Regions from separate parts of the Homo sapiens genome. Here region 1 is linked to region 2. The links are chromatin loops, found by intact Hi-C in ENCODE. Cell type or tissue: endothelial cell of umbilical vein. All regions are shown on one strand. Links, peaks and the distances in the headings refer to the core of each region. The heading gives the core; the rest is flanking DNA. Region 1 overlaps EHBP1 (EH domain binding protein 1). Region 2 overlaps EHBP1 (EH domain binding protein 1).

What was found. Peaks named below come from ENCODE experiments on the same cell type or tissue, not always from the same donor. Only the 100,000 strongest peaks of a DNase experiment are listed, where the experiment ranks them.
Region 1: it touches region 2 in a loop (2.1-fold over the local background); 3 of 110 quality-filtered maps call a loop at or near these places.

Annotation. Positions count from the first base shown.
Region 1 is chr2:62,786,812-62,803,213 of GRCh38, forward strand. All of the region lies in intron 5 of EHBP1 (EH domain binding protein 1), which reads left to right. Among named protein-coding and RNA genes, the nearest start is that of EHBP1, 89 kb to the left of the region's middle. In endothelial cell of umbilical vein, for the core only: no CTCF peak of the experiment used is centred there; a DNase peak (open chromatin) is centred at 8,180.
Region 2 is chr2:62,916,336-62,932,737 of GRCh38, forward strand. All of the region lies in intron 10 of EHBP1 (EH domain binding protein 1), which reads left to right. Among named protein-coding and RNA genes, the nearest start is that of EHBP1-AS1, 120 kb to the right of the region's middle. In endothelial cell of umbilical vein, for the core only: no CTCF peak of the experiment used is centred there; no DNase peak of the experiment used is centred there.

The sequences.
Region 1 (16,402 bases), core at 4,550-12,549, 130 kb before region 2:
TTGGCCAGCTCTGCAGAGTGGGCAATTTTGAATTGCATGTTATCTTGTGTGTTTTCTAAGAGCAGTTCTTGATTCCTGTCTTCAAAACTCTAAGGGACCCCTGTAGCCTGTTGAGTAGACTGCTGAAAGTTTTAAATAACTGAAAATACGTTCTCACTTTAACTGCTATGTTCCTTGTTAGACCGCAGGCATGGCTGTATGACATAAACCAAATATTACTGGCTGTATTTCATAGCCTTGCAAGTTTTCATTAGCAATAGGAAATGAATCTGACAAGACGCTGTCTTTCTTTAAGTATGTGCACTATTATTGCTTATTTTCAGAAATAAGCTCCTATCAGTATAGTCATGATTTTTGACTGATAAAGTTTAGTTCCCAGTTCTGCTGCCGTGCTTGAATTATACTTAATAAATATCATTTGATAATCTGCTGACATAAATACTAATTTTAACAATGGTTCTAAAGTTATATTTTATAAATATACTATGCAGGAAAAGAAATCCCTGAGGATAGAAAATACAAAACAACAATTAATATGGATACTCCTGTTGCCCCTCCTGCACCACCCCACACTGCACCGCTGCCCCCCCCCCCCACCCCCTTGCTCCATTAATGTGTTCTTTCATAGAGGCGTGGCAAGTTTGTCTATATTGAAGAAAGCCTATCTGGAATAGTCATTTAGTGTAATGCTGTTTAGAGTATTATAACCACTTGATGGCACCCTTTGATTTGGTACAAACCTCATTAGCCATAGCACAGTGCAGCATAGTAGTTGTAATGGAATAACACATAAGAACTAAAGACTGCAAGGTATCTGGTTAATGTAGAGATGAAATGAATGCAATAGCAAGGCTAAGCTTTCCTGACCCTTCATGAAAGAATAGATGAAAAAAGGAAGAATAAGCTATTGTGCCAAAGGGAGATGATGAAATTCAAGATCCACACACATAATCTCTGGCTCAGCCTCTGAAATGTTAATCCCTGGGTAGAATTATTTGAGCTATAGATTGCAATTTATCATCAAAATGGCACTGTGTCAAACAATACTTTTTATATGTGTGGTGTTTAGAACTATCCAATTTTAATATAAAATGGTTCACAGAGCACTGGCTAATATTTAAGTAGCAACTCTTTAAGGTTGTGATTTGGGGGAATGGAGTAGGATGGTTTCTTTACATCAAAATATGAATTGTGTTTTAGATAGAAGGCTTTGGGAGAATTTTTTTCTTTTTCTCAGTGACAGTTTATTTTTAATGCCAGGAAAAGGGATTTTTAAAGAATGCCTCTTTTAAATTAAGTGGTTTAGAATTGTTTTCTTTCATAGACAAATGATGTTTTTGTAATTATACAATAATTCTGTAATTTTTTCTAACATTGCTTAAAAATATGCTAGCTGATGAAATGTTATATATTTAAAGGTTTATGTGGTCTTTCCTATTCCAATATAAAATATTTGTATGTTTTCTCTTATTTAAATCACCCAACTTCTGCCCACTAGGGAGTGGAGTCATAATTCGTATGTGTTGTGATGTTTTTTCCCTTAAAACCAAATTCTTCCAATTAAAAGAACTAAACTTTGATAGTATAGGTGGAGGGGTGGGTATTGCATATGTCTATTAATCTGTCACTCTGAGTAATACTCATGTTATGGACTTTTCCTGTGTACCAAAAAAAAAACCCTGTTGTTATTTTCTAGAAAATTAGGAAACTTAAAATAACCCTGTTTCTGGAATCTAGAAGCTTGAAATTCCAGTTTAACTATATATTTTTCCTTTAAACTTTATCATACTAATTTATAAGAGGCTTTTTTTGCCTCCTTTCACTTAAGAAAAGCAATTATTTTCTGTTATTACTAAGAAATTATTTTACTTAATTTTGTTTTTATATTCTTCTTACCTGTTTCTGAAGGTTTGCCAATAAGCTTGATCTTTAACAGAAACCTATATTTAATTTACACCTAATAGATCATACCATTCCAGTACCTTCATTACTAATTGCAGATGTTGAAGGCATGCTGTGACCCTGTTAGATGTATTAGATGCTGTAGCACAAATCTATGAAACGCCACTCATCTGTGCATGAATAATTCTGTGTTACCATATTTTAGCTCTGGTGGGAAAAATATTTGATTTACTGGTGGTAGGGAACATGAGAGGAGTCACTGTGAAAAGCATATGTCCTGTGAAAATGTCTTGTCTTTGGCAGCTGTCTTCTTTTAGTGATCATGAAGAGTTAAACCTTAGATCCAGAGTCACACCTATGGAGACTAGAAGTTGTGCATGTTTGAGATATTGCTGGCCCTTTATAATACCCAGTCATCAAGAACAGATAGTATGGAGTAGTCTTTTGGCTGTTGCCATTAATAAGAGTGCTCTGTGAGACTGCATAGCCATTTCAAATTGTTTTTGGAGGCAAAGGGTTCAGAATGTACATTAGGAAGACACAAACACATATATATGTAGTAGAAAAAGACCTTGGAATTCCTAACTTGGTAAAATATTACAAAGTTGCTTCATCTATTTACGTAATTACATCTGCTGACGTTTTAATTTAAATGCCACCTAGAAAGTTGATAGAGTTAAGTTTAGCTGAGTGTTTTAAAAATGTGACTTTCTCAACTATGTAACACTTCTCCACCCACCCACCCACCAAAAGGCCTACTCCCTGCTTTCTGTTTCTGAGGACAGAATGTTATAAAGGACGGTTAGTGCCTCAAACGTGCACAACCTCTGATCTTCAGAGGTCTGGCTCTGGATTTAATTCTTAACTATTCATGATCACTTAAAGATGACAGCTGCCAAAGTCAAGATTTCAGTAACCTTTTAAGTAAGCTCCTGGTTCCACACGGAGTGCCAATGCATACATCTTCCAACCCACTGCACTGGCAGTCTCATACCCAATGCTGAATACAGTGTTCCAGCCTGGTGCCTTTCAGCACACACAAAACTGATCAATGTCCAATTTTATCCAACCACCCACACTAAATATGAAACCTCGTGATGCTGTCACAGATGCCTGCAGGGTAGCACTCCTGCAAATTTTAAAAAACATGAGATTGTTAAAACAACTAGGAAAAACCCCTTTCTGATGCCAGTTACCTAAAACTTACTTGTTTTTGAAGTAGCACCTTTAGTTTTCTATATGATGTCAGCGAATATAATTTGTTGAGAAAAATGTTTCTTACACATTGTTTTTCCACATCCTCCTAGTTTTATAGGCCTTATTAAATAGTTTCAGTGAGCCAGTCTTTGAAATAAAGCCCAGGTGAATATTTATATTTCCACTGTAGCAGCAGCATGCATTCTTGATGATTGACCTTTACCCTGACATAATGTCGTCTTGTGACATTGAATGAAATAAATGAAGAAACTAGTCCTTGGCTTGATTTGTATTGGCAGAAGAAAGCAAACAGAGTGGTTTGTCAGGTTGCTAAAAACGTCAAAATACAGTTCTGGGACAATTTCTAACACAAAGGTTTTTTGTTGTTTGTTTTGTTTTGTTTTTTAAATAATGTGTGGGTGGTTGGATGTTCTTTGAAAAAAGCACACATTTGAAAGGAAATTGAATTCCAGCAGTACCTGTATCAGATAATAATAGGAAGTAAATTGTTTCCCTTTATTTGAAGTTGCATTTTATTAGTCAGATGCTTGTTGGTGGCATGTTTAAACATTAAACATTTAGAGAACTGCACAGCTTTACAGAAAATAGTGTTACTTTATATAAGGATTATGTATTATTAAAAGAAATAAGGCTCTACTCCTATAAACACTTGTTGTGTTGTAACTTTAGTAATCATTAATTTTAAATAATTTTCGTTTCTACATGTAAGTTATACACGGTATAACAGAACTCCATTTGAAAAGTAAGGTCTAAAATATTTTTGTGTAATTCTCTTGTTACTTTATAGATTTTGGCTTTGCAGACAAGTTGACTATTTCCACAAGAGGTACCCATCAATGAAATATCCTGTTTTGTAGATGTTAGTGTTTATACCATTATTAAATGAGTACAACCCTATTCAATTATTGTCTCTTGTGTTTTATCTTGAAAGCATTGCTTTCAGGCAGTTAATCTATTTCAAATTAGTGTTGTAATATTTTTGTTGTTTTAAGTTATAACTCACTATTATGTTATTCCATAACCTTAAAACCTAGTTTCCCAATATAGATGTGGGTTTCTGGATTAAAATAATCAAATCACAGAAATTTAGAGCTAGAAGAAAACTTAGAAATCATAAAATTCTCCTTGCTCATTTTCAGATAAGGAAACTAAGATATCATCTGGTAACTAGCCCAAAGTCATATTGCTAATGAGTGGTAAACTATTCATTTTCATTCATTTTCTTCACTCCCAGACTGAGGTTCTATATACCAACTTTAAGTAGTACATGTATGTGATAACATGCTTTTAAATGTTTGCTTTTTATGCTTCTTCAAATAGTTCTAGAAAAATTGAATTTTTTAAAGAAAAAAACCATTTGTAATGAAAGGTTTTTAAGATAAACATCAGTTTTACTGAGGTAGATAATTTGATAGTATTTAAAGAAAATAAGACCAAAACAGCCAGCAGCCATATCTGGCTTATTCATTTAAGTTCAATGCATGTGATTCCCTGCTTCAGATCATGTGCTGCATATACTAGCTACATTTTAAAATCTAAAATCCCACTTAATCATACACTTTGCTAATATTTTTGGAAAATACATTTTTGAATAATATAAGAACATTTTAGTTTCATTTTAAAAGATGGTTATTATAAAGTTTTAAATTCTGTAATCGAGTGAAAAATATCTGACGTTAAAAGTTTTAAAAATAAAAAATAGGTTATGATGTCAAGTTTGTTAGGTAACAAAGTTTGATTAAACTTTCCAAGAGAAAAATTTTAATGATGTTTTAAATACCTGTAAGAGGCTACTTTAAGTTTTCTTTATAGAATGATTACAATATATAGTTTTATATTTACAAATTAGTAAAATAAGGAAGTGTAGCAATATAATTTAGTCAAGAATACTGCCCAAATGTTATTTAGTAATATTTATAATGGTAGTTTAGATATCTAGAGATTGCTTTAAAACAGGGTTATTTTTAATGTTAATGTATAAATTTCCATCCTGGCCAAAAAATAACACTCAGCAGCAATACTTGTTCTCTTCATATCGCTAATTAATTAGAAGTTTGCTCATAAAGTGTTTCAGAATTTCTGAATACAGTTGTGTTATACTCAGCCTTCTTGCCATCCAGATACAACATTAGACACTTTGTTATATATAGGTTAAACTTGGATTAATATTGGTTTACAAGTACTACTTACAGTTATTTCAGACCTCTGCATCTACTTTTAAGGTATGTCAGTTGATACAGTTAATTAAAGTACTACATATGCTGCTGTCTAAGCCAATTTAAATAGTAGGGAATGTATTTCCAGTTATGTGAGCTACAGAATGATGGTACTATAACATGAGATCTCCCCCTCTAAGCCAGTAATGTTCTACAGTCCAGATATATTAGTGCCTTTCTTTTCTCTTCTTTTTAAATAGCTGCTTCTTGTGGAGCAGGGCTAACTCCTAGGCAGTGAGCCCAGAGTCAGATGTATTAGTGGTTCATATTCTCGTTTTCAAAACATCTTGTCTTTTTTGTTTAGTTTTGGAATGGCAGAAATCTAACTACATAATTGATTTCTGCACTTAGAAGAATGCTTTACAAATAGTAGATCCTCAATGATGTTTGATAAACGAACTCATCACTTATTTATATACTATATTTATGGATTTTTAAAAAATTTGACCTTACTCAGCTATTTAATTTTTCATGTGATAGTCTTGTATCTCTCTGCTAATTTTAGGCTGCTACTTAAAGTTTGAAAGGGTGTGTCTTTTTGTACACTCAAACAATACCCAGCAAGATGCTATGTGTTTATAAATACCCCAATAAATGGGTGTGTATCCAATTGATTTCACTCTCAGTATACTTAGAGTGAGATATTTAAGTGCTGCTTACCTACAGTGTTATTAGTTTTATGACTGAAGAAGACATCTATTGTAACAGATTCTGTGAATTAGATGTCAGGAATAGTATGCAAATAAAATTGATAGGTTTTTTTTTTGTTCTTTAGACTTATTTTTTATTAGCACTTAGTGTATCTTTAAAAATTTTAATATTTATTACACAGCCAACATAATGACAATGCTACGTATATTAAAAAGGAAAATTATCTATAATTCCATCATATCAATAAATTGATTTTAATTTAGCATTTTTCTTTCGAACATATACATGTTGTATAATTTTTTTAGGGTGCTATTTGTTTGCATTTAGGGTAGATTAAGTTCATAAATTCATTAATGTTATTACATTTCTTATTTTAAAAGATGCCTTATGCCTAGGTCATATGAGTGCTTTTAGAACTGATATTTTTGGATAGGTATAAAAGATCAATGTGTTTATTAACTAAACATATCCACAATGATTGACTTTTTTTCAACCACTCACAAAACTGCTTTGCAGGTGTGAGCTTTGAGGGGACCTCCATTTCCGCTGCAGTGACTCTCACTTTGGAATTTACTCCAGAGACAGCTTGAACTAGTGAAAATCTATAGGGCTTTGGATTATTATACAAAACCCATCATTCACCCAGTCTTTTGCAATGGTCATGTTGATTCAAGGACAGTTTTTGTGACTAGGTTCAGCGTTGAGTTTGGAAGTAGATTTCAGTGCATATATGTCAACAAGTAGATCATATAAAATGAAAGTGATGACTAGGGGTGTGTGTGGTAAAAATGAAATAAAGTTGAAGGGAACCACCTGGGATTGCTCAATTTAATTTGGTGGAATGGTCTTATTACCTTTCAGGATATTAAAAAGAATAAGTCTAAATTGGCAGTGATTCTTATTTTGTAAATAATAGCTCTATGCTGCATATGATCTACGAAATAAAGAAAAGAGAAATGGAAAACACTAAGTGTCTTTATTCTCCAATGGGGAAAAATACAAGAGAGGTATAATTTAACTCCAATAGAAATAAACAATGGTTGCCAAACATGTGTTAAGAAGGAGGAAAAATAAGAGGAAAAGGAATCTGTTTTTATGTCAGAGGAACTATCTGTGAAGTTAAGGCCTGGATTTGAAGTCTTACTTGATATAGTTTTGTACACAAGTCTTAGAATGTCCAGATCATATGTGGCCAGTATTTCTTATCTTTGCTCTCCTAATTTCCATCCTTTGTTTAACTCTTTCTTTATAAGTTGTTGTCTTCGCAATTTAAGAATAAAACAGAGAGCTGAGAACTGACTTCAAATCCAGCCTTTTCTTCTCTTTTCTTTAGTGGCTGGTTTCTAAATAATCCACAGCATTTTCCCCTATAAATCTTTATTTTTCTTCACTCCACTCTGTGTTGGTGGACATGATTAGTGAAAATCTACTCAAAAGTCAGTCACAATATGGTTAAATTATATTCCTGGTTTTGACTGCCTGCACCCTTAAATCAAAATAGGTGTTGTGAGAAACAAAATTGCTACAACTAGTATTTCTTGGTAGCTTGATAAATAGTTTTATTTAGAAAAGTGATTTTATAAAAATTATGAAAAGATAGAATAGACAGCATTTTACATTTCTCACTAACTCTTCTTATGTATTCATATATTAAGTAAACTTTTCTTCAAACTGAATATTGTTTTTAATCATTGTACATGTGAAAAGTAAAAACACTTTAAGTGACTATGTGTCAGATTAAATTTGGGTACTACTTTCAAATACCCTAAATTTGAGGAACTCCTTTTGCAATATAACTTTTTATTCTGATTGCTCAAAATTTATGTTTTTTAAAAAAGTCTCTATATTTAAAAATTAGATAAAATAATCATGTTTGCTTATACCATATTTACTATTGAATCTTCTTTAAACTTTTTATCATCTTACTGAAATTAAAATACTAAACAGATAAGTCACAAAGCCTATTTTTGGATAAAGAGAGAAAGGTATTCAGCATTTTTCTAGTTTCTAAAAAGGTGGAAAAACTCTACACTTCAAACTACTTAAATGTTTTTATTGTTTGTGAGCCTAAAACATGTATAAACCCTTTCTTTTACCACGTGTGTATTTAAATAAGTAACACTTCATATCTTCTCCATATAAAGTGAAATATTTCCTTAACACTAACACAAGTTGGTTCTCAGCCAAACCAAATAGAAGAATGAATGCTTTGTTAATCATTCGTAACTAATGTGTGTATACACAGAAAAAAAAAATCAAATCTGTTTTTGACATGAATCTTTTGATGGAATTAGCAAAAGAAAAAAAAAGGAACTTTTTAGCACAGGTCAAGCCTCTTTTAATTTATGAGCATAAAAGTTATTTTTAAAAAATCAATACAGGCACATGGTAACAAATCCAACAGTATGGAAGAACTCGTAAGGAAAATTAACATTCTCCTGCCTCTTCCTTCCTCCCTCCATCCTACCCCATTGTGGTAGTCTCTTAATTGCTTCAGATTCTAGTTCTTCAGTGGTTTCATCCATGGTTCTAGTTTTATATATTAATAATATGATTGTACTATATTTCATAATTATTTCATGATTTATCAACTTAGGCAACATTTATTGAATCTCCTATTCAGATTGTACATGGGTGGCTGGGAGCATTTCAGAAATTTAAGTAGGTATTCTCTGCTTATTCCCTCAGTCCAACTCCTTTCTCCATAAGGTTCTTAAGGCATCAGTACAGTATAGTTCCACTGTACCCACCACTGTTCACACTACCTCTAAAACTGGCTTTACTCTCATGCTCTTCACTGTCTATGCTTGCTCTCTGATTCCTTTCCATTTTTTCCCTTGTTAATAATATTTGCCTCTTTTTGTATTAAAATTGAATAAATCATAGATTAAAGTTAGGGAACTTGTATACTTTTCCTTTTAAAAATATACAAAATGCATTTTAAAAAACATGTATAGCCCAAAGTAATTGTATTTTGTTTTGTTTTAATTTTCCCCCTGTGGGTCAGTGTTCCTGGATTTCCTGCCCTTCCTTAATAGATAATAGCCTGAAGAAAAAATTTTTGACTTTAAAAAACTGAAAAGGCAATCATAGTATAAATTGGACTTGATTTTATGCTCTAAGATTGTAACATTGTTCTCACAGAACTCTTTAATATGAAGAGAAATAATAAATTTTGTAATGTCAGACTTTTCTGCCCTTCTGCCCCTTCTGCTTGGTTCAGCTGGTCCTTTCTATTCTTTTCCTAATAAACCTCTTTAATATAATTTGTCCTTGCCCACCATCTTTTGCTAGGAGATAATTCCAATTTAAAATGGTAATCAGGATAAAAATGGAGCTTGGCATTTAATTTTAGGACTTTACTTTTACTAGAATACATCAGTTACTTCTAGAGATTCCTGTACTGACTTCAGTCCTTTTTACAGAGCTTGTTTGGGACTCTGCCTAGAAATATGCATAAAACTGTGTGACACTGCCTAAGTCTTCCTTTTCAGCATTTTATGAATTACCTTTGTTAATTTATGTTACTGACAAAATTGATTGCACCTCTATGGTTAAGTCAGAATTTCTGCCTTCAAAATAGGGGTATTAGATTGTGGATCAAGATGACTAGGTTATCATCAAATAGGTCACCTTTTAATACACAATAAGAGCTGACTAGTAATGTTTTATACCTTCCTTTTTTCATTTAACCATATACATGGATACTTTTTAAGAATGCAAGAAATACACTCTAAAAGTTTTACTGTGTCTTAATTCTTTCCACACATAAAACGTAATTTTGATTGTTAAGATTTTAAAATGTAAAATTTTAATCATGAATGCATCCTGTTTTATTCAAAGTTCCAATGCAGCTTAATACTTTGACTTCCATAGCATATACCATTTACAAAACACTTCCATGTATTTAATGGTACTGGATTCTCTCAAAAACCCTATAAATAAAGCCTGTGGATTGTGTGTTGTTCATTAATGGTTTAATGAAGTTTAAATTTTTATCTTAAACACCTCTTTCCATGACTTCTGACTTTTTTTTTTTTTTTTAAATTTCTAAGACCAAACAGAGGCAGATCTTTTTCTTTGTCTCCTAAGTTCTCCCTCCTCCGTAGGCCCCCTCTCTGGAAACACACACACATATACACTGTTTTAAAACCCAATGAATAAAAGTACAGTGGTTTTATCTTCCCTAGCTCCCGTGAAACTTTGGAGCCCTATGAAAGGATCCTATTCTGTTGTTATAAAGAGACAAGCATTTGGGAAAACCTTACTAAATTATTTCTTTTTTGTCCTATCCTGTGAACATATCCTGACTGGTAAAATATGAACATGTAGACATCAAATACAAATTTCTGTTTGTTTGTTTTTTAAATGTTCAAATACTGCTTACAGTTCTGACTCTTAGCTATGCATGGCTTTTGTGTCAGATTACTTTGCGTGCAGCAACCTGGTGGTAGTTGTTGCTTGTATTATAATTTGAGCACCAACAGCATACTGGATGCCACACTAGACACATCCCAGCCCCACGGGCACCAGTTGATTGGCAGAAAGCTACTCCCATAGAGTGGTAATAATTGCAGAAAAGCAAAAGGAACTGAAATGAAATTTTTATCAATAGTTAACCTGAAATAACCCTTGCTAGATAATGTTCTCCAAGTAAAAGTCTATTTAAGGCTTTAGTTCTCAAAGATACTACCTGTTAGTGTACTTATCTTTGCTACTGTGTTAATGAATAAATAAAAATACGCCAATCAAGTGTACTGCTATAGTATGTGAAGAGCCAAGTTCATTGTACACTTCAACACAACCTTTTTTACTTAATAGGCAAACTTTTGCCTGTTAATTGTGGATGGAGGATACCCAGGCATGAGCTCTTTTGGGCCTGCATCTATCTTTTTTAAAAAACAAAAAACAAAAATACAAAACTGTAAATGAAAACAGTAGTAGAACTGTTGATAGGATTTGAATTCCTATAGCTATCTATGCCTTGATAAACTTACAGCATGTTTAAACTTTCTGGGTCTAAGTTTCCTTCTTCATCTGTAAACAGGGGTAATAGTACCAGCCTTAACTATTTAACAAGGTGTCAATGCAGATCAAATAAACAAGAGTATCAAACTAGGTAACTAAACAAATGATAAAAATGGCCATTAACTTTCTAAGTGCTGTAAGATCAAATGGAGTGAAAATAGATCATTTTTTAAAATAAGGCATATCTGGAATATATGGAAATAGGGAAGGAAATATAAGTAGAATTGAAAGATAATTTTTGTTTCACAGAAAAATAAAGGCCGGGTGTGGTGGCTCACGCCTGTAATCCTAGCACGTTGGGAGGCCGAGGGAGGCGGATCACTTAACGTCAGGAGTTTGAGACTAACCTGGCAATTGTGGTGAAACCCCCGTCTCTACTAAAAATACAAAAATTAGCTGAGAGTGGTGGCGCATGCCTTTAATCCCAACTGCTCGGGAGGCTGAAGCACGAGAATCGCTTGAACCCAAGGGGCAGAGGTTGCAGTGAGCTGGGGTTACGCCACAGCACTCCAGCCTGGGTGACAGAGTGAGACTCCGTCAAAAAAAAAAAAAGAAAGAAATATCTGTAGAAATCTCAATTCTCTTTTCCTGTAGACTGTTAGATACAGTCAGTTGTCTGCCTCTTTAGAGACTAGTATACTAGTTGTGGTGGTTTAAGAGTGTAGGCTCTGGACATTTCCTACCTGTGTGATTCTGAGAAAGTCGATGAACTTGGCTTTTACCTCAATTTACGTATCTATAAAATGAAGATAATAATACACCTATTTCATAGAATTTTTGTGCATTAACATGTGCTTAGAACAGCGCCAGACACATGGTAAATTGTCATTGTAATTTGTGTTTTTTTTATCTGACTTAAGCAGTAGCTAGAGTTATAGAAATTCATGCTATAGGAAGGCCGGGAGCGGTGGCTCAAGCCTGTAATCCCAGCACTTTGGGAGGCCGAGGTGGGCGGATCGCGAGGTCAGGAGTTCAAGACCAGCCTGGCCAACATGGTGAAACCCTGTCTCTACTAAAAATACAAAAAATTAGCTGGGCATGGTGGCGGGCGCCTGTAGTCCCAGCTACTCGAGAGGCTGAGGCAGGAGAATGGCGTGAACCTGGGAGGCGGAGCTTGCAGTGAGCCGAGATCGTGCCACTGCACGCCAGCCTGGGTGACAAAGCAAGACTCCGTCTCAAAAAAAAAAAAAAAAAAAAAAGAAATTCATGCTATAGGAAATGTCACATGGTGTCTCTAGTCTTTTCTATATGTGAGACATAGTTTTTAAGCTTTCATATTAGATACTCTAAAGGAAAGATGTATGGTTAGAGTTGGTAGTTTATACAACTTTTATAGGGAGCTGTGTAGTAGATGTTCCATACAAACCATGTTATTCATAATTACATATTGAAAAGGTTCCCTGTAACCAGGTACATTATCTATATGAAATGTTAGTAATTTGAAATGTTGAATCTTGCATTTTAACAGTATTTGCTGATTTTTATCTGAAAATATTAATTGGTCTTTATGTTACCTCTTTTTTGCACACTGTATTTTAGAGAATTATACTGTAACTATATATGACTGTTCAGTTTTAAATTGTAATAGTTAATTATGACTTTTAAACTTCGGAAAGTTTAAAATATTTTTATCACCCTGGAGCTGAAAAGTACTTTAAAAATCACCTGCCTACCTTCCTGCTCTTAGACAATGCTGTGCCTAAGACATCACAGAAAGCTATGGTAATTACCTATATGATTTTTTTAATCTAAAGAAAGAAGATCCTACAAATTGCCCTGAGGCAAGCTCAACACTACACAAATATTTAAGTATTTGATTATACTGGAAACTATGAAGTTGGGGCATCAGTATGAGGACCTGAATACCTTCTTACCCTCGCCTTTGAATTACCTATAGGGGGAAAACAACTCTTTAAAAAACAACCTAATCTACTCAGTACAAAAGCAAGTATGGCACCAGAATATGAAAGTTCAAGGAAAAAAAGCGTGTACTCTAACAGTGGTGTTTTATCTATATCCTTCAGGTAATTTTGGAGTTGGGCATATAAGCTGCTAGAATACCTACCTGGAGGAGGAGATGAAATGTTCCATGTGGCCACCTTGTCTCCTTTAGAGACTGTCACATTCAAAGTATATTGACCACATTAAAAGTACTCGTGGTAGAAAGCAAAGGTGCTGTTTCGTCACCTAAAGGTGAAAACGTGCTGTCTGGAACTTCGAAAAACTCAAGTATTCAATAATTTTTATGCCAGTCATGTCCAGCCCATAATTGGGTCTTTCGTCTCCACCTCTCTGCATAAACTGAATGTCCCTTGTCCTTTTTTGTAGTGATGGCAGTGATGATGCTTGAATTTTGAAGCCATAAATGTGATGTGTTAACCCTAAATGGTCCTCATGTATAGGAGTGTCCTTGAAAAAAATCTCATCTACCTCATGATTTAATATGATATAGTGTCTCTGGCAGTAGATAACCCAGCTTTTCTTTCTTTCTTTAATGTTACTTGTAACAAAATCTTTAGTCACCAAATCTAGTGACTCTTTAAAGAATGTTAATATCAGAAAGGTTTTTTGTTTCCTTTTTTTAATGGTGAGAGGGCAGTGGTTTTTAGTTGCATAGGATAAAAATTCCAGGACTGTATCCTAAGATTTGCTGGTTAAATAATTATAAAGACCATTGGATTGTGTTTTATACTGGCAGTTGTCTGGAGACTATATAAACTGTATCGCTGGGAAGAAATGTGGATGTAGTTGTTGTGAAACAGCCTAAAACAAGCTAGTGATTTATAAATCTTAGGGTTTTTGTTCTATTTTGTTTTTGGCAAGAGTGGTGGTCAATGAAGCATTTGAAGGTGTTTCTCTGCAACCTTACTAACAGATTGTAAAGAAATGACCATATCCTGCCACATATAGGTGTTTTTCAAACAGATGTTAGTATGAAGACACAAAACAATGTATTACAACCTGTTCTTTAATGTCTATGAAAGAAGCTTTGAGTTCACTTTCATTTTGGGCATACCAACCATCACCCTTCATGAAAGGCTTAGTAGAACTAGATGAGATCCACAGCATTCACAGGGTCACTTTCAGTTATCCTTTTAGTCAACATTGGACAAGAAGAAATGCTTCCAAACCAATGACTAGTTAGTTACAGGACTATTAAGGAATCAACCCTGGGCACCACCTCTAAGAGAAAAGTTACAGACCTTGCTGGATTTTTATATCCTGTTTATTCAAAGGTTTATAACTATACAATATTTTATCTAATTCACAATTTTTTGATGATGTATTTTAATTTCACCAGTGAAAGCCCATTTCTAACATTCATCTTGTTAACCACTAAGCTATTCATTTTACCAATAAACCTCACTTCTGATATTCACTATGCAAATTACCGATGTCTCAAGTGTTGATCACGATAGGGATAAAAGAAGTACTTGTGGTCGCTGCTTCTGGAGTATAGCCGTCTGATACAGTGCTCCCTTGACATGGCTCCTCAGTTAGGACTGCTGACTGCCTCTGGAGTTTGAAGTTTAACTAACTGATACATTTATATCAATCACACCATCTATACTGAAGTGTTGTGAGTATATTACAGACATCATGACAGGACTGTTGCTAAACACTTGAAATGGTGGAAATAATGTAATACATCCCTTCTTTCAGGTGGTTATGTGTTTAAATTTTTTTCAAAATGCATTTGATCAACATTTAAAAATACGTGCTTTCAGTTCACTTATTTATTGATACTCTTCATGAGAGAATTCAAGAGCTAGATCTGGCTTTTAATTTTTTTATACAACTCTTAGTAAATTTATTACAAATACTTAAAATCATGCTTACATGTCTGTAATTAAGTAGCATAATTAAACTAAATTTTGTTATTTGTAGCCATTTCTGTTTCATAGAGTTTGTATATTTAAATTTCACAAGCAAGTTGGTTTGTTGTATATTTCTTAACTAGAGACCAATTTCACTCATTATCTTTATAGAATAAAATTTGTACATTCATTCACCAATTTATTAAGCATCTCCTATGTGCTGAGATTTGTACTAAAAAATATAATTCCCAAACTTTAGTGTGCATTGGACTCATCTTGAGAATGTTAAATCGAAAGTGAAATCTAGGACTCTGCCTTTTAACAAATATCCCAGGTGCTGCTGATGCAGTTGGTCACAGGATATACTCTGAGGAACGCAGCCCAAGAGATAACTGTTTAACCACTCTGAACACCTTCCTAGAAAAGGCTCACAGCCTGTGGAGGCAAACAAGAAAACAGAACTAATAACTGATATCATATAGGATCAGGTGCAACGAATTCTAACTCTGGCTGAGGAACTTTTTAGAATATTTGATACCTTAACCCATGGTTCTCAATGAATGTAGTGGTGGGTAGAGTGTGGAACATTTTTTTCCCCGGGGGAATATTTGGCAATGTCTGGAGAAGTTTTTGAGAGTCATGTCTTGCTGGAGGAGGGGCAGGGTATGCCACTGGCCATCTAGTGGGTAGAAGCCAGGGATGCAGCTAAACACTCTATGATGCATAGGAAAGCCTCTCACAACAAAGAAGAATTTAGTCCAAAATGCCAGTAGAGCTATTGCTCAGAAATGTTGTCTTAGCTTATTTTTCTGCCTCTCACCTTAATGTCTGTTGTTCCCCTTCCCCATACACACATACTTTTGAGAAAGTTACACAGTTTTAAATAAGAATAAATGATGTTAAATATGAATAGATGATTATTATAAAAGATATAAACAATAAAGAAACGTATAAAGTAACAAAATGAAAGTTCTCCCTCACCCACACAGTCCTAGACATTTAAAATGATATTACACACACATATGTGTATTTAAAGGTTGTTAGGTTTCTGTTTTGTTCTTAAATGGGATCATACTTTTTTTTTTTTTTTTTTTTTTTGAGACAGAGTCTTCCTCTGTTGCCCAGGCTGGAGTGCAGTGGTGCAATCTCGGCTCACTGCAACCTCCGCCTCCAAGGTTCAAGAAATTCTCCTGCCTCAACCTCCCCAATAGCTGGGATTAGAGGTGTGCACCACCACGCCCAACTAATTTTTGTATTTTTAGTAGAGACGGGGTTTCGCCATGTTGGCCAGGCTGGTCTCGAACTCCTGACCTCAGGTGATCCGCCCACGTTGGCCTCCCAAAGTGCTGGGATTACAGGCATAAGCCAAAGTGCCCAGCTATAGAGATCATACTTAACATGTTGTTTTGTGACTTGCTTTTCTTCCTTCACAGTGTACAATTGCTGTACAGTGAGTGCCACGTTAGAGTACAGATGGATGTACTGTAATGATTTAACTGTTCTTCTGCAGGTGGATGTTAAGATTGTTTCCAGTTTACTTGATAGTGTTATGAATAGCACTGCATTGGG
Region 2 (16,402 bases), core at 4,376-12,375:
AATCCCAGCACTTTGGGAGGCCAAGGCGGGTAGATCACTTGAGGCCAGGAGTTCAAGACCAGCCTGGCCAATATGGTGAAACTCCAGCTCTACTAAAAAATGCAAAAATTAAACAGGCATGGTGGTGCACGCCTGTAATCCCAGCTACTCGAGTGGATGAGGCTTGAGAATCACTTGAACCCTGGAGGTGGAATTTGCAGTGAGCCAAGATTGCACCACTGCACACCACCTTGGGCAACAGAGCGAGACTCTGTCTCAAAAAAAAAAAAAATTTAAAATGACAAGTTAAAAAGTGATAGGTAAGGATGATATATTTCCATATTTCCAAGATTAGAAAAAGAACTAATAGCTATTTTTCCATATATATTTATATATAAATAATTTTATAATGTGTGTATTATATATCATCAAAATATATTTTATAATATTGTGTATGTTATTGTATATATTATCTTTTATATATAAACATAAAATTTACATACACAAATTTTATTAAAATATAAATATATTCATTGTGTATATAAAATATAGCTATTATATACAGTATACAATTTAATAGCTATTACAATATGCAATATTACATATACTGTACAATTTATATTGTATATATGTATAAATAAAAGACATACACATATATATATATCATGTGTTACTTAATGATTGGGATACATTCTGAGAAATGTGCCATTAGGCAGTTTTGTCATTATATGAACATCTTAGAGCACATTTACACAAAGCTAGATGGTGTAGTGTACTACACGACTAGGTTATATGATATGGCCTATTGCTGTTAGGCTACAAACTTTTACAGCATGTTACTGTACTGAATACCACAGGCAATTGTAACACAATAGTATTTGTGTATCTAAACATGAAATAGGAGGGAGGTCAAGGTTGCAGTGAGCTGTGATCATACCACTGCATTCCAGCCTGAGCAGCAGAGTGAGACCCTGTCTCAAAAATGAATGAATAAATGAATGAATGAATGAAAAGATACAGTAAAAATACAGTATTGCAATCTTATGGTACCACCATCATATATGTAATCTGTCATTGACTGAAACATTATGCAGTACGTGACTATGTATATTAATATAAACAGATGCGCACGTGTGCACACAGATGCACATGTGTGTGCGCACACACACATTTTAAGGAAAACATTAAGTAGTAACAGAGTTAGGATTCAAACCTAGATCTAATTGACTCTATAGTTCAGGTATGTTCTTAATCCCAATGCTGAGTCCTTTTCTTATGCTTTATACTGTGAACATAACTTCTCCCTCATGGCAGTTTATATATGATTTAGTTATATTAAATTTACAGAACTGAATTGATTTTCACTTGTTTATAACAAAATCAGCCATAGGAAGAAATTGCATGGCTAAATCATGCTTTCCTATCTGTGAGAAATTGCCTGAATAAAAGCAGCCAGACTTTTTCATTCTTGGACCAGCAAAATGTATAGGAGCATAACAGACCTACAGAGGAATGTCTCCCAGCACTTTGATTTCTGATTTATTCTGGTTTCGTTTGTTTAGTTTTTAGGAACTATTGTGTTCCTTCTTTTTTTTTTTTTTAGATGTTATCTCACTTTGTCGCCCAGGCTGGAGTGCAGTGGCATGATCTCAGCTCACTGCAACCTCCGCCTCCAAGGTTCAAGCAATTCTCTTGCCTCAGCTTCCTGAGTAGCTGGAATTACAGGCATTTGCCACCACACCCGGCTAATTTTTCTATTTTTAGTAGAGATGGAGTTTTGCCATGTTGGCCAGACTGGTCTCAAGCTCCTGACCTCAAGTGATCCACCCGCCTCAGCCTCCCAAACTGCTGGGTTTGCAGGCGTGAGCCACCACTCCCGGCCTATTGTGTTTTTTTTCACTGCCTATATCATAATCATTAAACCTGGAATTTCTTTCTCTCTACTACTCTTTGATTTACAACTACCGTAGTAAATTTAAAATAAATAATTGTAGTACGGGCTGCTGGTCCAAATGAGGCACTTATAGAGCCCAAATGCTCTGTTATGGAATAGAATTTTGCATATTTTATTTGCTGTTTTTATAGGCAGATAATCATACAGTATCCCTTTGTGATTCTAGCAAACTCGGCATCACAATATATTAAATTAATGGCTACAGACTACTCAAGGCCCCAAAAGGAAACATCAGGGATATAAATATAACCTGCAAGCATCTCTAGTTTGCTGTGCCCTACATCTTTTCATCCTCTTTACTCTTCTCTAATGACATAACAAGGAAATTTTTCTGAAAATGGTGCTTTAGTTTAGGGTCTTGAATTTAAACTTATGCCCCTAGTTAGTCTTATGATCCTCATTTTACATTGATTCACTGAAAGCTAAAGTTGGTTGATTTGGTCATTTAAAAATATGACAATTCCTGGACATGCATATCTGCATTGTCTACGATAGTGGTTCTCAAACTTATTGGTCTCAAGACCTCTTTATGCTCTTAAAAGTTTTTAAGGAGGTAGAGGATTCTGAGAAAATAACGGGGTAGCAAGCACCAGGAATCTCTCTCCCAACCGAGACAACATTTGCACTGGCAGAATCTGCCAGATGTAACTATTTTGGAAACCTGGGGTCTATTGAAGCCTTCCAGGAGAGCCCTTAGATAGTAATTGTAGTCAATTTTGGTCGGTTTCAGCTCTTAGCTCAGCAGTGGCTATCCATCCCTGATTCTCCAGCTTCATGGCAGGCAGTCATGTAGGTGTTCCTGGAATAGCTTGCACAGAGCTTGTAGAAGCCAAGGTGGGAAATAAGGACCTTATCTTTCAAATATCCGAAATTTGTTCTCTTATTGCTGATTGCTGCCTCTGATACAGAAGTGCAGGCAAAGAGGTGGTGGCCATTGTTGCTGTACTTCCCTCTTTTTGGTGTAAGCCCCTGTCTGCTCTTGCTGATTGAAGTGACTTCCGGGGGACTTAAAGGGCAAGCACCTTTTGTTTTTCTCTTCATTTATCTCTTTTTCCCCTTTTGGGAGACAGGCATTGAAGACTAGACTATTCAAAAGCAACCATATATATAGGGGAAATTATGAAGTCACTGTGTTTGTCCAGGGAAAGGCACAGGTACAGAAAAGACCTGAGATGATTTTAGTTTGTACCTCAGACTAATCCTCAGTACAGGAACCACCTACAATTTTTTTTAAGCACAAACAAATAACAGGTGGGGAAAGGGAAGAATCTGATTTCTAGAAGGGAATAATGACTTTTAGAGTTATCACATTATTAGATTCCAATGTCTGTTTTTTAATGAAAAGTCATAAAGCATACAAACAAACAGAAAATTGTGGCCCATTCAAAGGAAAGAAACCAAGAGGAACTGTACCTGAGAAAGATCTAATGTCAGATCTACTACACAAAGACTCTAAAGTAGTGTTCTAAAAGACACTCAAAGTACTGAACATATGGAGAGAATTTTATAAAAAGAGATACCTGAACCAAATGGAAATATTAATAAAGAAAAAACTTTAAAAGAAATGAAAAAAATTCTGGAACTGAAAAGTACAATAACTGAAACAAAAAAATATTCACTAGAGGGATTCAAAGGCATATTTGAGCAGGCAGAAGAGAGAATCATAGGACAATAAAAGTTAAGGTTGAAGAAAAGGGAACACAGCCTAAAGTACCTGTGAGACACCATCAACTAAACCAACATACACATTTTGGGATTCCCGGGAGTGGAAAAGACAGAGAAAGGGAGAGATAATATTTGAAGAGATAATGGCTAAAACTTCCCAAATTTCATGAAAGACATGAATGTAAACATCTAAGATTAACAAGTTCCAAGTAGGATGAACTCAAAAAGTCCTACACTAAAACTCATTATAATCATTCAACACTGTTGAATGACAAAGAGAATTTTGAAAGCAGCAAGAGAGAAGTGACTCATCAGAAAGGATCCTCATATCAGCAGATTTCTCATCAGTAACTTTTGAGACCAGAAGGCAGTAGACTGATATGATATATTCAAACTGCTAAAAGACAAAAAAACTGCCAACCAAGAATCCTATATCTGAAAAAAACTGCCCTTCAAAAATGAGGGAGAAATTAAGACATTCTCAGATTAACCAAAGCTAAGGGAATGTATTACAACTAGGTTTGCCCTGCAAGAAGTGCTAAATGGAATCCTAAATGTTGAAATGAAAGGGTATTAGTAACCCAAAGACATGTAAAATAATAAAGATCCCAGAAAAGGTAGATAGGTGGGCAATTATAAAAGCTGGTGTTATTGTAACAATGGTGTAAACATAATTTAAGAGATGAATGCATTAATTTAAGAGATTCAGGCATATTCTGATTAATCATATTTTTTTTTTCTTTTTTTGAGACAGAGTCTCTCTGTGTCACCTGGGGTAGAGTGCAATGACGTGATTTCTGCTCACTGCAACCTCTGCCTTCTGGGTTCAGGCAATTCTCCTGCCTCAGCCTTCCGAGTAGCTGCGATTACAGGCATATACCACCATGCCTGGCTAATTTTTGTGGGGTTTTTTTAAGTAGAGTTGGGTTTTCACCATGTTGGCCAGGCTGGTCTCGAATTCCTGACCTCAAATGATCTGCCTGCCTTGGCCTCCCACAGTTCTTAGATTACAGGCATGAGCCACTGCGCCTGGCCTGATTAATCATAATTAGATTAATTAATGCAAAATTCTGTTTGGATAAACAGTGTGTAAAGATGTAATTTTGATATCAACAGCTAAAAGGTTATTGATGGAGCTATTAGAAGAGAAGCTGTTAGAAGTTACTGAAGTTAAACTGGTATGAATTCAAATTACAGTGTTATAATTTTAGGATGTTAAATGTAATCCAAAGCTGGGCATGGTGGCTCATGCCTGTAATCCCAGCACTTTGGGAGGCTGAGGCGGGCGGATCACTTGAGCTCACAAGTTTGAGACCAGCCTGGGCAACATAGCGAAACCCCATCTTTACAAAAAATACAAAAATTTGTCAGGCATGGTGCATGTGCCTGTAGCCCCAGCTGCTCAGGAGGCTGAGGTAGGAGGATGGCTTTAGCCTGGGAGGCAGAGGTTGCAGTGAGCCAAGATTGCACCACTGCACTCCAGCCTAGGAGACAGAGCCAGACCTTGTCTCAAAAAAGAAAAAAAAAAAAGTAATCCCCATGATAACCACAAAGAAAATAACAAAAGAACATACGCTAAAGGAAATGAGAAAGAAATTTTAAAATTTCACTCTGGAAAAAAAAAATACACACAAAAGAAGGCAATAATGTAGGAAATGAAGGACAAAAAAGACTATGAGGCATACAGAAAACAACTAGCAAAATGATGGAAGTAAGTCCCTTCTTATCACAAATTACAGTAGACCACTCGACAATGTAGGGATTAGGGATACCAACCCCCATGCAGTTGAAAATTTGTGTGTAGCTTTTGTCCCCATGTAAACTTAATTACTAATTATCTACTCTTGACCAGAACAGACCCATAACATAAATAGTCAAGGAATACATTTTGTATGTTTTATGTATGTATACTTTATTCTTACAGTTAAATGAGCTAGAGAAAAGAAGATGGTAAGAAAATCTGCCAGGCGTGGTGGCTCACGCCTGTAATGCCAGCACTTCGGGAGGCTGAGACAGGTGTATCATGAGGTCAGGAGTTCAAGACCAGCCTGGCCAAGATGGTGAAAACCCGTGTTTACTAAAACTGCAAAAATTAGCCAGGCATGGTGGCAGGCACCTGTAATCCCAGCTACTCAGGAGGCTGAGGCAGGAGAATCGCTTGCACCTGGGAGGTGGAGGTTGCAGTGAGCGGAGATCGCACCACTGCACTCCAGCCTGAGCGACAGAGCAAGACTCCGTCTCAAAGAAAAAAAATCATAATGAAGAGAAAATATATTCAGTATTAAAGGTCTTTGTCCTTTTCATCTTTATGTTGAGTAAGCTGAGGACAAAGAAGGGTTGGTCTTGCTGTCTTGGGGTGGCAGAGGCAAAAGAAAGTTCAAGTATTAGTGGACCCACACAGCTCAAACCCATGTTGTTCAAGAGTCATCTGTACTTCAAATGGATTAAACCCTCCAAAGGTAGACTTTGGTGGAATGGGTGAAAACACGTGATCTAATAATTGCTGTCTACAGGAGACTCACTTTGTATCCAAAGACACAAATACGTTGAAAGTGAAAAGACAGAAAAGAATAATCCACGTAAATAGTAACCAGGATGCTTATACTAATATCAGACAAAATGGACTAAATTTAAAAAGGTTATAGGGAAGATGCAGGAATGACATCAGCAAGATGGCAGACTAGAGACACCTGGCATTCATCTTCCCTACAAGAAAGAATAAATACAAGGAATAAATAGCCAAGATTTGACAGGAGTGTCAAAGAAAGAGCAGTGGAGTACAGCAGTGGAGTGGAGAAACACCTATGGTGATAGGAAGTCCAGGAGGGCAGCATGAAGGCAGCCAGTCTCTGCAGTCCTGTCTCCCTTCCATTCCTTAGGATTTAATCAACCTGGAGTCAGGAGAGAACTTCTTGTTGTGGGTAACAGGTAAGCAGAAGATCTCCATTAACCCCCATTGCCACTGCAAACACCTTACAACAGTATAGTTGTTACAACAGGAGAATCCCACAGTCTCCATTTGGATAGCTACCAGGAAATCATGCAGCTGCATTGCCCCAGTTAAGAGCATAAGGTGTGCACTCCCCATACTTCACCCACCTCCTATGAGCCAAGCTCCTGAAGCATGGTGACATCTTGAGACCAGGGACACCTCTGAAGTGTGCCCTTCTCTGGGGGCACATAGTCACTGCACCTGTCTAACACTGGGGCTCCATCTTCATTCCTCCAAACCTACACCAGTGGCTGAACACCACAACCTCAGCAATACAAAATCTGGACCCAAGATTGGCTATGACATTGGTCCTGCAAAGCATGAAAACCAACTCTCACTACCCTCACTTCCAGCCAGAGGAACAGCCTGGCAGTCTTGCCCAGGGTGAACCTACCCATGAGCTGGCCAAATAGCCACATGCCCATCTTCATAGGGGAGAGGCCCTCAAGCCTCTGAACAGCTGACATTCTCAGGCTGGCAGAGCAGCTATGTGATTGCACCCTGAGAAATAACACTGAGGTGCCCCACCCTCTACAGAAAAGTCCCTGACCTGCCAATTGGCCCCATGCCCACAGCAAGAGCCTGAGAAACATCTCTGCAGGCTGGCCCTGGCAGAAACACTCCCAGGTCATCCAAGCAGCTTTGCACCCATGCCCCAGGAGTGAGAAGTAGCTCTACATGCTGCCTCTGGCAAGGAGCTCCCAGGCTGCCTACACAGCTATGTGCCAGCATCCCAGGCCTGAGAGGCAATCTTAGGAGCATAAGGTGTGCAGTCCCCATAACCCACCAACCCTCTATGACCCAAGAAACACTCCGAGGCCTAAGAAGCAACTTTGCAGTTCACCCCTGGCAGGCATGCCCCAGACCAACCAAATAGCCTTGCACCTGTGTACTAGGACTGCAAAACAGTCCTGTGGGCCACACCTGGCAAACACACCCCCAAACCAGCTGACTGCATCATGGCCCTGAGAAGCAACTCTGCGATCCACCTCCAGTGGACACATCAACAGGCCAACTGAGCAGCTATGTGTCTGTGTCTCAAGTCTGAGAAACAGCCTCATGGGTCCCTACCCAGTAGACACAACCTAAGGCCAGCTGAACAGCTTGTACCCATATCCCAAGCCTGAGAAACAGCCATCCTGTGGATCGCCCCCAGCAAACATGCCTTTAGGCCAGCTGAGGAGCCATGTACCAGCATATCATGCCTGAGAAACAGCCCCACAGGCAACCCCTGGTGGGCATACCCCCAGGTTCAATGAACAGCCCTATGCTTGTTCTCCCAGCCAAAGTAACCTATGGCCACAGGAGAAGCAGTAGTAAATGGCAAGTTTATAGCAATAAATGCCTACATCAAAAAATGAGGAAGAGTTCTAATAAACAACCTAACAATGCACTAGAAAAGCAAGAGCAAACCAAAACATTGTAAAAGAAATAATAAAGATCAGAGCAGAGATAAATGAAATTGAGACTGAAAAAATACAGAAGTTCAATGAAACAAAAAGTTGATTTTTTGAAAAGATAAACGAAATCAACACACCATTAGCTAGACTGGGAAAAAAGAGAGAAGACCCAAATAAATCAGAAATGAAAAAGGAGACATCACAACAGATACCACAGAAATACAGAAGATTATTAGAGACAACTATGAATGACTTTATGACAATAAATTTGAAAACCTAGAGGAAATGGATAAATTCCTGGACACATATCTACCAAGATCAAACCAAGAAGAAATAGAAAACCTTGAATAGACCAATAAGTAAAAAGATTGAATCAGTAATATAAAGTATTCCAACAATGTAAAGTTCAGGACCAGATGGCTTCGTTGCTGAATTCTACCCAACCCTTAAAGAAGAATTAATACCAATTCCTCTCAAACTACTCCAAAGAATGGAAGCAAAGGGAATCCTTTCCAATTCTTTCTATGAGGCCAGCATAACATTGACATCAAAACCAGCCAAGGATACAACAATAAAAACCCACTACAGACCAGTATCCCTGATGAACGTGGACACAAAAATCTTCAACAAAATACTAACAAATTGAGCGCAACAGTGCATCAACGATGGCAATAGAAACTCCACCATGACCAAGTGGAATTTAGCCCAAAAATGCAAGAATGGTTCAGTATACACAAGTCAATAAATGTCATACATCACATCCATAGAATAAAGGATGAAAACCATATGATCATCTCAATAGGTATAGAAAAAGCTTTTGATAAAATTTGACATTGTTCATGATAAAACTCTTAATAATTAGGTATAGAAGGTTAATACCTAAATATATAAAGGCCACATATGACAAACCCACAGCTAACATCTTACTGAATGAGGGTGAAAGCTTTTTCTGTCAGAAGTGGAACAAGACAAGAGTGTCTACTCTTACCACTTCTATTCAGCATACTACTAGAAGTTCTAAGGAGAGCAATTAGGCAAGAAAAAAAAAAAGGCATCCAAATTGGAAACAAGTCAAATTGTCCCTGTTTGCAGATGACATAATCTTATATGTAGAAAAACCAGAAGCATATATTCAGGGGAAGTTGAATCTGTGCTCTCAGGAAATAAAATGTTATTATTAAAAAAAGACATAAGAAAAATCTAAAGACTGTACCAAATTACTCTTATAACTGATAAACGAGTTCAGTAAAGTTGCAGGATACAAAATTTGTATATTAAAATCAGTAGTAGTTTATACATGAACAATAAAACTAGCTGAAAAAGAAATCAAGACAGCAATCCCATTTACAATAGCTCCCCAGAATTAATTTAACCAAGGAGGTGAAAGACTCTACATGGAAAACTGCAAAACACTGATGAAAGAAATTGAAGAGGATACACAAAAATGGAAAGTCATCCCAACCTCATGGATCAGATGAATATCATTAAAATGACCATGTAGCCCAAAGCGATCTACAGATTAAATGCAATATCTATCAAAATACCAATTACATTCTTCACAGAAATAGAAAATAAAAAACAGAATTTATATGAACCCACAAAAGACCTCAAATAGCTAAAGCAATCATGAGCAAAAATAACCAAGCTGGACGTATAACACTACCAGACCTCAAAGTGTATGACAAAACTATTCTTACCAAAACAGCATGGTACTAGCATAAAAGCAGACACATAGACCAATGAAATAGAATAGAGAACCCAGAAATTAATTCACATATCCACAGTGAACTGATTTGTGACAAAGACACCAAGGACACTCATTGGGGAAAGATAGTCTCTTCAATTAATTGTGCTGGGAAAACTGGATATTCTGGAACTAGACTGCCACCTCTCAAAATGGATCAAAGACTTAAATGTAAGACCTGAAGCATTGAAACTACTAGTAGAAGACATAGTGGAAACACTTCAAGACCTCAAACGCATAGGCAGCAAAAGCATAAATAAACAAATGGGATTACATCAAACCAAAAAGCTTCTGCACAGCAAAGAAAACAGCAGAGTGAAAAGACAACCTACAGAATGGAAGAAAATATTTGCAAACTACTCATTCGATGGAGGATTAATACCCAGAATATAAAAGAAACTGAAACATCCCAATAGCCAAAAAACAATTGAACTCAAATATGGGCAAATGACCTGAACAGATATTTCTCAATAGAAGACATACAAATGACCAAAAAATATATTTTTTACATGTCCAACATTACTAATCATGAGGGAAATGCAAATCAAAATCACAAAGAGATATCTCTTTCCAGTTAAGATGGCTATTATCAAAAAGACAAAAACAACAACAACAAAAAAACAAATGCTGGAGAGGATGCAGAGAAAAGGAAACTCTTAGATACTGTTGGTGGGAATGCAAGCCACTATAGCCGCTATGGAGAACACTATGGAGGTCTCACAAAAAATAAATAGAACTACCATATGATCCAGCAGTCCTCCTACTACTGAGTATTTATCCACAGAGAAATAAATTATTATATTGGAGATATCTACACCCCCGTGTTTATTGCAGCACTGGTCATGTTAGCCAAGATATAGACTCAACCTATTTGTCCAAAAACAGATGAATGGTTAAAGAAAATGTGGTGTATATACGTCATGGAATACTATTTAGCTAGAAAAAAAAGAATGAAATCCTGCCATTCATGGCAATACAGATGGAATTGGATGATATTATGTTATCTGTAATAAGCCAGGAAAAGAAAGTTAAACACTGCATGTTCTCACTCAAATGTGGAAGCTAAAAGTAAAAGTTGATCTCATAGAAGTAAAATGTAGAACAGAGGATACTAGAGGCTGGGAAGGCAGGGGAGGTGGTGGGGAGAGGAGCATATGGAGAGATTTGTTAAAGGATACAAAATTACAGCTAGATAGGATTACTCAATTCTTGTGTTATATACCACTGTAGAATGGCTATAAGTAACAATAATATAGCTACTTAAAGCTATATATTATTAGGAGGATATTGAATGTTCCCAGCACAAAGAAATAATAAATGTTTGAGATGATGGATATGTGAAATACCCTGATCTGATTAGTATACATTATATGTATCAAAACATCACCATGTTCCCCTTGAAAATAAACAATTATTATTTGTCAATTAAAAAATAAAGTTACAAGAGACAAAGGACATTATATATTAAGAAAATTTTCAATACATCAAGAAGATATAACAGTTAAAAGTATTTGCACACCTAATAACTGACCATCAAAATATCTGAAGCAAAAATGGCCAGAATCGGAAGTAGACATACACATACTTGTACAATAATAGTTGGAAACTTCTATACCCCACTCACAATAATGGATAGAAGAATCAGGTAAAATTAGGAAAGTAGAGGACTTGGACAACACAGTATGTGAACTAGATCTAACAAACATACAAAAAACTGCGCAACAACAGAATGCACATTTTCCCAAATGCACATGGGACATTTCCTGGATATATGTTAAGCCACAAATTAAGTTACAATAAAATTTAAAAGAAGAAACCATGCAAAGTATCTTTTCTGATAACAACATATGAAGTTAGAAATCAATAACAGATGGAAAACTGAAAAAAAATCACAAATATGTGGATTTTAAACTACACACTTGTAAATAAACAATGGATCAAAGAAGAAATCACAAAAGACTTAGAGAAAAATGAAAATAAAAACACAGCATACCAAAACTTCTGGGACACAATGAAAGCAGTGTTTAGGGGGAAATTTTTAGCAATTAACACTCACATTCAAATACAAGAAAGGGAACACCCCTGTGGTTAGAGGTTGCTGGGGTAGTGTAGAGGGCTGAGAACAACCTCTGAACCTGAAAGTGTCATGCCTGTTAGATAGTACTCTGTTTTCTTACCTGTCTCCAGCCCTCATGCTTTATCTGTGCTAACCCGATGGCCTAGCTTTTCCTAGGGAGGCGTTGTCCTCTGCCCTAAGGTGACCAAAAACTTTATTCTGCTTGTAAGGCTGTGTGGTGGGAATCAAAAAGTAAGTACTCACCCTCCAAGTCCTTTCTGGTGGCCTCTAGAAAAGACTGGCCTTAATTTTATCAACACTACCTCCAAGTTTGACAATGGCTGCTTGTAGACTATAACAAAGAGGACAGCATTCATGGAACCACTTAGGAAAGAGCAAATTGTAATGGAAGATGCAGCTTAATGTCAAGAACATGTTGTATAGCTGATGGGATCTTATTAATATTATTTTCCAGTGGGAAAAAAATAAAAATAAACAAGAAAGATCCCAAATTCAGCTACCTAATGTTACAACTTAAGGAACTGGAAGAACAAACTAAACCCAAAGCTAGAAAAAGGAAGGAAATAATAAAGATTAGAGCAGAGATAAACAAAATGGAGACTAGAAAAACAATTGAGAAAATTAATGAACCCAGATGTTGATTCTTTGAAGAGATCAACAAAATTGACAAACTTCAGCTAGATAGACTAAGAACAAAAAAAAAAAAAAAAGAGAAAAGGCTCACTTTAGTAAAATTAGAAATTAAATAAAGTGGGGACATTACTACCTATTCCACAGAAACAAAAAGGATTATAAGAAAGTACTAAGTAATTCTACACCAACAAATTGGGTAACCTAGGTGAAATAGACAAATTCCTAGAAACAGAAGACCTACCAAAATGAAACCATGTGGAAATAGAAAATATGCATAGAGCTCTAATTCGTAAGAAGAATGAATCAGTAATCAAAAATCTCCCAAAAAAGAAAAGCTCTGAACCTAATGGCTTCACCAGTGAACTCTATCAAACACTTAAAGAAGAACCAACACTAATTCTTCTCAAACGTTTCCAAAACATTGGAGAGGGAATACTCCTTACCTCATTATTTGAGGCCAGCATTATCCTGATACCAAAGCCAGACAAACACTACAAGAAAACAAAACTGCAGACTAATATCCCTATGAACTTTGCAAAAAATCCTCAATGTCATACTAGCAAACTAAATTCAGCAACATATTAAAAGAATTACATACCACAACCAAGTGGGATTTATGCCTGGAGTGCAAGGATGATTAGACATATGTAATCAGTGTAATACACTACATTAGCAGAATGAAGGAGATAGTACATGTAATCATCTCAGTCAATCCAGAAAAAGCATTTGATAGAATTCTATACCCTTTCATGATTAAAAAAAAATTAAACATACTAGGAATTAAAAGAAATTACCTAAACATGATAAAAGTCATATATGAAAAACCCACAGAAAATATCATATTCAATAGTGAAAGACTTCTATGATCAAGAACAAGGCAAGGATGCCCTCTCTTGCCAGTTGTCTTCAACATAGTATTGAAAGTCCTAGCCATCACACTTAGGCAAGTAAAAGATGTAAAAGGTATTCAAATCAGAAAGGAAGGCATAAGATTATCTCTGTTTGCTGATGAGAAGATCCTGTATATAAAAAACACTATAAAGATTCTACAAAAAAAAAAACTGTTGTAACTAATAAATTCAGCAACGTAGCATGATACAAAAACCAATCCGTTGTATTTCTATATACCAACAATGAGCAATCCACGAAGGAAATTAAGAAAGTACTTTCATTAACAATAGCATCAGCCAGACACAGAAGCTAACACCTGTAATCCTAGCACTTTGGGAGGCCAAGGCAGGAGGATTGCTTGAGCTCAGGAGTTCAAGACCAGCCTGGAAAACATGGCGAAACCCCCATCTCTACAAAACATTTTAACAATTAGCCAAGCATGGTGGCATGCACTCATAGTCCCACTACTTGAGAGGCTGAGGTGGGAGGATTGCTTGCGCCCAGAATGTCAAGGCTGCAGTGAGTTGTGACCATGCTGCTGCACTTCAGCCTGGGCAGCAGAGCAAGACCCTGTCTCAAGACAAAACAAAACAAAAAAACAAAAACAGTAGCATCAAAAAGAATTAAATATTTAGGAATTAACTTGATCAGGAAGGTAAAAGACTTGCACACTGAAAACTATAAAACATTTCTGAAAGAAACTGAAAAAGGCAGAAATAAATGGAAAGATATCCCGTGTTCTTGGCTTAGAAAACTTAATATTGTTAACATATCAATACCACCCAAAGATATCTAAAGATTTAATGCAATTCTTATAAAGATCCCAATAATGTTTTTTGTAAAAATACAAAAATCCATGTTAATATTCATTTGGAATTTTAAAGAACCCAGAATAACCAAAAACAAGCCTCGAAAAGAACAAGAGTGGAAGACTCACACTTTCTGATTTTAAAACTTACTGCACAGCTACAGTAATCAAGACAGTATGGTACTGGCATGAAGACATATAGACCAACAATGGAATAGAGAGTCCAGAAACAAACCTCTGCATATAATAAGGTCAGTGATTTTCAACAAGAGAGTCAGGACTATGGAGAAAAATGGAGAAAAGACCATTTTTTCAACAAATAATATTGGAAAATTAGATGTCACATGCAAAAGAATGAAGTTGGACCCTTACCTAACACCATATACAAAAAGCAACCCAAAATGGATTGAAGACTTCAATGTAAGGGCTAAGACCATAAATCTCTTAGAATAAAACATAGGGCAAAAACAAAACATTGGATTTGGGAGTGATTTCTTGGGTAGACACCAAAGGCACAGACAGCAAAAGAAAGAAGACAAATTAGACTTCATGAAAATTTAAAACTTTTGTGCCTCAAAGAACACAATCAACAGAGGGAAAATATTTCTTGCCTACAAAATGGGAGGATATTTTAAAATAACATATCTGTTAAGAAGGGATTTATATCCAGCATATATAGGAAACTCTTAAAACTTAACCAAAAACCAAACAACCCAGTTCAAAAATAGGCAAAGGCCTTGAATAGATATTTATCCAAAGAACACATACAGATAGCCAACTAGTATATGAAAAGATGCTCGACATCACTAATTATTGGGAAATACAAATCAAAACCATAATGAGATACCATCTCACACCCATTAGGATGGCTACTATCTTCAATCCCCAAAGAAAAATCAGAAAATAACAAGTATTGGTGAGGATGTAGAAGAATTAGTACCCTTGTGCACTGATGGTGTGAATTTAAAATGATACAGTGCTGTGGAAAACAGTATCATGATTCCTCAAAAAAATTAAAAATAGAGTTACCATATGATTCAGCGATTTCACTTCTGAGTATACAGTAGCACCTCCACCCCATTATTTGTGGCTTCAGTTTCTGAAGTTTCAGTTGCCCATAGTCAACCGTCATCCAAAAATATTAAATGGAAAGTTCCAGAAATAATTCATAAGTTTTAAATTGTGCCTCATTCTAAGTAATGTGATGAAATCTCACAGCATCCCTCTTCTTCCGTGCAGGATGTGAATCATCCCCTTGTCCAATGTATCCATGCTGTATATGCCACCTGTTAGTCACTTAGTAGTGGCTGTTGGGATAACATCTCAGTTATCCAGTTGAAAAAGCGAAGTATGATATATAGACAGCTCAATACTATCCACAGTTTCAAGTGTCCCCTGGGGGTCTTAGAACATATTCCCATCAGGTGCAGTGGTTCACACCTGTAATCCTAGCACTTTGGGAGGCCAAGGTGGGAGCATCAGTCAGTCAGGAGTTCAAGACCAGCCTGGCCAACATGGTGGAATCCCATCTCTACTAAAAATATAAAAATTACCCAGGGATGGTGATATGCACCTGTGGTCCCAGCTACTTGGGAGGGTAAGGAAGGAGAGTCACTTGAGCCCGGGAGGTGGAGGTTGCAGTGGGCCAAGATTGTGCCACTGTACTCTAGCCTGGGTGGCAGAGCGAGACGGCATCTAAAAAAAAAAAAAAAGAACATATTCCCACAGAGAAGAGAAGACTACTCTGTACCCAAAATAATTGAAAACAGAGTCTAGAAGGGATATTTGCACACCCATGTTCATAGCAGCAGTATACACAAAATCCAAGAGGTGGAAGCATTCCAAATGTCCATTGATGAATGAATGGAGAAACAAAATGTGGTATATATCTGCAGTGGAATATTATTCAGCCTGAAAAGGAAGGAAATCTTGTCACATGCTATGACATGGATTAATCTTGAGGACATAATGCTAAATGAAATGAATTTATCACAAAAAGACAAATACTGTATGATTTCACTTATATGAAATCAAGATCACAGAAACAGAAAATAGGATGGCAGTTACTAGGGGCAGAGACTTGTTTAATGGATATAGAGTTTCAGTTTTACAAAATCAGAAAGTTCTGGAGATCTGTTTCAAAACAATGTGAATATACTAATACTATTAACTGCATACTTAAAAATGGTTAAGGGCTGGGCATGGTGGCTCACACCTGTAATCTCAGCACTTTGGGAGGCCGAGGAGGGCGGATCACTT